2 separate regions of the Mus musculus genome follow, and region 2 is linked to region 1. Evidence: chromatin loops called from intact Hi-C (ENCODE). Cell type or tissue: heart. All regions are shown on one strand. Links, peaks and the distances in the headings refer to the core of each region. The heading gives the core; the rest is flanking DNA. Region 1 holds the start of Platr6 (a long non-coding RNA gene). Region 2 overlaps Sgk1 (serum/glucocorticoid regulated kinase 1).

Region 1 (2,914 bases), core at 134-2,633:
CTGGGGCTCAGACCCAGAGCCTTGTACACACCAGGCAACCCTTGGTATACACCCACAGGCCCTCTCACCTGTTCCTTTCCTCTTTGCTCAGAGACACAATGCTCTTCCACATGTCAATCAACAGGTACTCCTGTTTGCCCGGTCCCAGAACTCCCCAACCCGCCCATCAATTCGGCTCGCCAACTTTCACTTATCCATGGAGGCTCAGCCCAGCCCAGCCCAGCCCAGCCCAGCCCAGCCTAGCCTCCTTCCCATGCTCAGCCTGGATTCCTCTCTGCCCTCACTGTCTCTGCTCTTCCCTTCAGTATATTTATAGTTTGATTTTGTTGTTGTTTGAAATGGGTTTCACTATGGAGCCCAGGCTGGCCTTGGGATGACTTATGTGAGCCATGATAGCTGGCTAACATTTATTCTTTGAGAGCATTTGTTTGCTGCCTTCTACCAGCCTGACCTGGAATCACTTCAGGGATACTCTGAGGACAAGCCAGACCCCTTCACAAGCATCTATGCCCACTTCAGGATGAGCATGGTGCTTTGGCTAGTCAACAAGTCTTTGCTCAAATATACTAAAGATTGTAATCATCTTTTGAGGAACCTATCCTCTGCTTGAATACTAGAAGGCACCTTTTAAACAGCCTGTCGATAACGGGTTTCCTATCAAATTCTAACTTTAAAAAATGATTTTGCCATACATCATTTGCCTTTCAGTGCAGTCAATAAATTCACACAGTTTGGGGGTGGGGTGGGGAAAGAAGTATCCCAGTGTCTCCTTTTCAGGGCTATTACCACAGACAACCCTCCTGATAGCACACACCTGAGCATCTGGCTACTAGCCAGAAAGGAAAGCATTGCAGGCCTTGTATGCATCTTTTGCTCCCAGAGTTCTCAACCATTTCCCCATCTAAGTATCAGGCCTGACCCCCCTTAGCTTCTGATATCAAACAAGAACTTTTTCCTAAGGCTGAATAGGTACAGTACTTTGTGAGGATTCATGCAATCTGCAGTCAGGCACTGGAATTTGTTTCTGAGGGAGGAGGCATCCAAGAAGTCCTCTCGTGCTCCGCCCTGGCGCCTGCCCTGAGCGCACAGAGGCCAGCACGTCTGCACCCAGCCAGGAAAGGGCAGGGCAGGCACCACCAGCTTGGGACAGCGGCAGGATGCTCAGCCCCTTCCAGGCTCCGCTGCAGTCCCCAGGGACCAGAAGCTCTGACACCACTGAGCTTGTCCCGGGCCTTTGGCACAGTGTGAGGCCTGTTGGTTCTGGACATAGCCTTGCATAAACCCGGCACACTGCCCACAGCCTGTGCACTATAACTTTAGTGCTTGCTCTGGGACAACACGCTGCACAGCTATGAAGTATCAACTTTTCTTACCCTGTGCAGAGTGCCTACCTGCAATCTGTTTGAAATAATGCCTCCAATCTGGTGTGCAGCTCAATGGTGTGGACGTTTCTTTTGAGTTTAACATTACTGTTTCCATCTTGATTGGAGCAGTTTTCATTGGCAGGAAGCTCTCCGGAGACCAGGCCCAGTGAATTCCCCTGTCAATCACAGAGGGAGAGGAGAGGTAGATAGGGATCCAAGGCCCTTCTATTCCTGCCCCCACCTCCCACCCCCCACCCCCGCTCCACTGCCTGCTTTACATGAGGTAAATAATTGCCTGCCTGGGACTCTTTGGTGGTGTGGTTGCCTATGGGTTTGCTAAGGGAATCATCAGTGGAATAGCTTTCCATAAGTCTGTGCTGGGGGTGGGACTCTGCAGTGATGTAACTGCTGCCTTTAGCTACCCTATGTTTCTGCAAGTAAACCCAGTAGTTTCATCGGTTTGCCAAGATGGACTTGGGTCCATCAGTATCCTCCCTACCTGGGTTTTTCAGGAAAAAAAAAAAATGCCAAGACAAGCTGTATTGAACCTTCGACTCAAGGCTTGAGTGGCTCATAAACCATGATAAGAGCTCACTCGGCTTGCAGCTTGTCCGGTAGAAAGCGTCCTTGGCATGCGTAAGACCCTGCATTCAGTCCCTAACACCCCATAAAAGCAGGAGAGTTAATGCTTGCACTCGGGAAGCAGGAAAAGGGCCAAAAGGTCAAGGTCATCCTTGGCTAGTAGATGAAATCTCAAAGTAAACAAAGCAAACCATGACAATGATGACAGCTTTTAATGGTTTTCACATAGACCAACTCCATTAGCCCTACCAAGGGCTTTAAAAGAAGAAGCTGCCCTCCTCTGACTGATGAGGAAATAGAGATAAAGAGGGTCTGGGATGGGAAGGTTTATGCTGGCCTACGGTTTGAATCTGTCCAGGACACACAGAAACACACAGAGAGGGCTTCTAGGAAAAAAGGGTGCTGGTGAAAACAGAATTCCTGCGGAGCCCACTATGAGACTTACCCAAGTTTTAAACATACTAGTCACGGTGACTGCTAATTTAACTAAAAGATAAGGATTAGTTTGCAAAGGGGGACAGGGGAGATGGCGGGGTACTATAAACTTGGATTAGAGTCAGGGTGACAGTTTTTCTCTTTGGTGTGCTTTGCTTTCCTTGAAGTACAGACTAAAATGATAGTTTTAACTCTTCGAATAAAAAGGATTCAGACAGTTTCCTAATGGTACCAGGAATATGGCCCCAGGTGAAGACTCCCTGTTTCTACTTTTGTTTATTCCTCTTCCTATCCCTCCTCACACCAAACCTTTGCTATGTAGCCCAGGCTGGCCCAGACATCACAATCGTCCAGACCCAGCCTTCTCAGGGCTGGCAAAAGTGAGTTCGGTACATAATCTTAAGTGAAGAGTATACTTAGGTCCATCTTGTATCACTGGCTGTCCTAATTCCGGCTTTTACCTCCTATAAATCAGCTCAGCGCCTTTGCTCTGCCGTTCTGACCCCCAGCTAGTTAAGTGATGCTTCCATTGC
Region 2 (2,914 bases), core at 212-2,711, 61 kb after region 1:
AACCAAGGAAAAAAAAAGACTTTCATTCGGCCTTTAGCTTTGCAACACCATTTGGATTTATTTATTTATTTATTTATTTATTTATTTACTATTTAATTATTTACAGTAAGCTTATTGGGGGAACTTCAGAGTTGTGGAAGTGTGGTGGAAGAGCCAGGCAGGGAGGAAATGTTCAGGGTAGAGCAAATGCCCTTTGATCATGAATTCGTTCAACAAATTTAGACTGATGCCATGTGTCCCAGATACGGAGAGCAAACTCTTATGAGCAGTATTCCAGTGAATAGTCTCAAATCTATGACACGGCCGGAGGATCTACAAGGACTTACCTGCTCCATGACTTCCATCTTATGCATAACGACACTGAAAACATTTCAGAAGCATCAAGTGTCTTGCTCAAGGCCATTGCAAAGCTAGAGCTACAATCTGATTCTCTTTTAATTCTGACTTTACATGGATGGTGTTAACCCACATGGATGTATGTGTACAGTGTGTATGTGTGTGTGTGTGTGTGTGCCTAGAACTGCAAACCTCAGAAGAAAGTGTAGGATCCCTTAGAAGTAGAATTATAGATGGTTCTGAGCCATCATATGGGTGCTGTGAATTGAATGTAGATCCTCTGTTAGAGCAGCAAGGGCTCTGAACCATGGCATCTCCAGCCACTAAAATTCAGTTCTCTTAATTCAGTTCATCATTGTAGAAAGTCTTTCTTGTTGCTGTTGTTTTGTTTTGTTTTTTACTTGGCTATGGTTGCTTCATGGTTTCTGGTGTGTTTGGTTTGGTTTTGACTTTTGTGATTATTATTTATTCAATTTTCTGACAGGGTTTCTCTGTATAGCCATGGATATCCTTGAACTCACTCTGTGGACCAGGCTTGCCTTGAATTTAGAAATCTACCTTACCTACTGCTGGAATTTAAAAGTCTGTGCTATCTCATCCAGTTCAGTGTTTCCTTGTTATTTTGAGACAAGCTCGCAGTCCAGCCTTGAAAGTTGAGGCTAGCCTTGAACTTCTGATCCTCCTGTCTCTGCCCCACCAAGTGCCAGGATTACCGGTCATTACCAAGGCTGATTTTTGTGGTACTGGGGATCCAACTGCGGCATTAAGCATGCTAAGCAAGCATTCTACCACCTGAACTACACCTCCACACAAACACATGTGACTTTTAAAGGTCGCCCTTAGAATGTCTATGTTTAGGGGAGCCTAAAGAAAAGTGTGAATGAGACAAGGCTCATTCTTAGGTCTTGACAGGGCTGGCTCAAATTCCTACAGAGCACAGTACAAAAGCAACTGTAGTTTGTAGCTCAGTGTTTCAGTGTTCCAGCCTCATTCAGTGCCCCACCCCCACCCCCACCGCACTGTCTTCTCATTCAAGCACACCTCCAAGGCCAGCTCTCCCTAGATAAAGCTCTGGACAAAGCATGCCTTTATCCTGCAAAGCCTCTGCTGTCCTCTGCCGGAGTTAGAAAAGGAGTTGAGCTCTGGTCAGACCCCATGTAACAAGCTAGATGTCTCCACAAATGCCTGTAAGCCACCTTCAGGGAGGGCACAGACTGAAAGCACTGGTCCTTGCTGGCTTCCAGCCTGGATGCGAAAATGTGAACTCCAGGTTCAGGGTGAGACTACTTACAGACTGAGGCTGGGTCACCTGCTCTCCACAAGGGCTTGCCCCCGAGGATGACTCTCTTGCCTTGTGTGTGACTCAACGTGAAGGAGATAGGAAGCAAACTTGGGAGAGAGCACAGAGAAGGAGCTTCCTCAATGTCCGGCCAGTGAGAGGCAGCGGTGTGGCCACCACTCAGAAGGGAGTCAGACAAGTAGAACAATGGGCATGTGGTTTTTTCATTTCAAGTAAACCCTCAAGTCAGTCAAACTTTGATGAGAAGCACAATGGTTGGATGATTGTCCTAAGTATATGACTGAATTGTGTTCCCACGTCCATCAGGATGCAATGGGGAGGGTTTGGGTGCTCCGGGGAGTTTATAACCTAGCATACTTGGAGTTGCAGTAAGTATTATCTGGGGATTTCTACCCTACCTTAGATCATTTGGTTCCCAAATAAAAGACATACACCATTATGTTTATAATAAGCCTTACAGCATTAGATCTAAGCAGATATCAACCCTCTATGCTAGTTTGTCCACTTCCCTGTCAATAACCCTGAGATATCACTTGCAATGCTCTGCCTAAGCCCCTCCTACTCCAGCAGGCTGACCCTAATGGCTTTGTGTTCACAATCCACCTCCCCAAGGCACCTTCCTCCTCTTCCTCCTTCTTCCTCTCCTTGTGGTCTCTGCCTCAGACCCCAAGCCAAGGAATTGAAGCCCCGCCTGCCTCTCTTCTACCCAGCTACAGGCTGCAGGCATCTTTATTAAACAATAGTTTTAAATTAAGGAGCAAGGTTTGTACAATAAAAGCTGGCATATGTGAGAATTCACTCATCTTGAGACAACTAGGCCTTGGGATACAGAATTTAACATTACAATACATATAGCAACAGACCAAACCTCTACAACTTGGTATTCCAGACGACCACTGACATGGGTGTTTCTGTTCCTGTGACATCTGTTAGTGAGTCGTGACATCAATTCAGTCAACTACAGTCAACATTTTAGAAGAGGGACTTGAGTAGGGAATGCCAATGTATTTCATACTAAACACAAAGGAAAGAAATTACTTGACATGTTAGGCAGCGAAGGTTTCAGTGGCCGGATTGCCTATTGCGTTGGGTTGGATGGTAGGGTTCGAACAAGCAGAACGGACTCAAGCTACTGCGTCCATGTAGATTTAAGAAGCCAGAAGAAACCGAGTACTGAGAGCGAGATTGGTGCCTGGATGGGAAAGGGCAGAGACTTGAGAAACAATTGATAGCTTTGATGATCATCTTGCACTGCGTTCCGGTCCCATGGTTATCTAA

Evidence for each region. A loop is a pair of places that touch in the nucleus more often than their neighbours do. Peaks named below come from ENCODE experiments on the same cell type or tissue, not always from the same donor. Only the 100,000 strongest peaks of a DNase experiment are listed, where the experiment ranks them.
Region 2: a loop joins it to region 1, with 2.4 times the contacts of the local background. A loop is called at or near these places in 1 of 42 quality-filtered maps.

What each region holds. Positions count from the first base shown.
Region 1 is chr10:21,856,703-21,859,616 of GRCm38, forward strand. Platr6 (a long non-coding RNA gene) reads right to left here and starts at 1,536. Exons shown (of 5, transcript XR_001779731.1): 1 at 1,392-1,536. In heart, for the core only: a CTCF peak has its summit at 1,109; a DNase peak (open chromatin) is centred at 1,119.
Region 2 is chr10:21,917,168-21,920,081 of GRCm38, forward strand. All of the region lies in intron 1 of Sgk1 (serum/glucocorticoid regulated kinase 1), which reads left to right. Among named protein-coding and RNA genes, the nearest start is that of Gm46215, 36 kb to the left of the region's middle. In heart, for the core only: no CTCF peak of the experiment used is centred there; a DNase peak (open chromatin) is centred at 1,744; H3K27ac peaks cover 844 bases.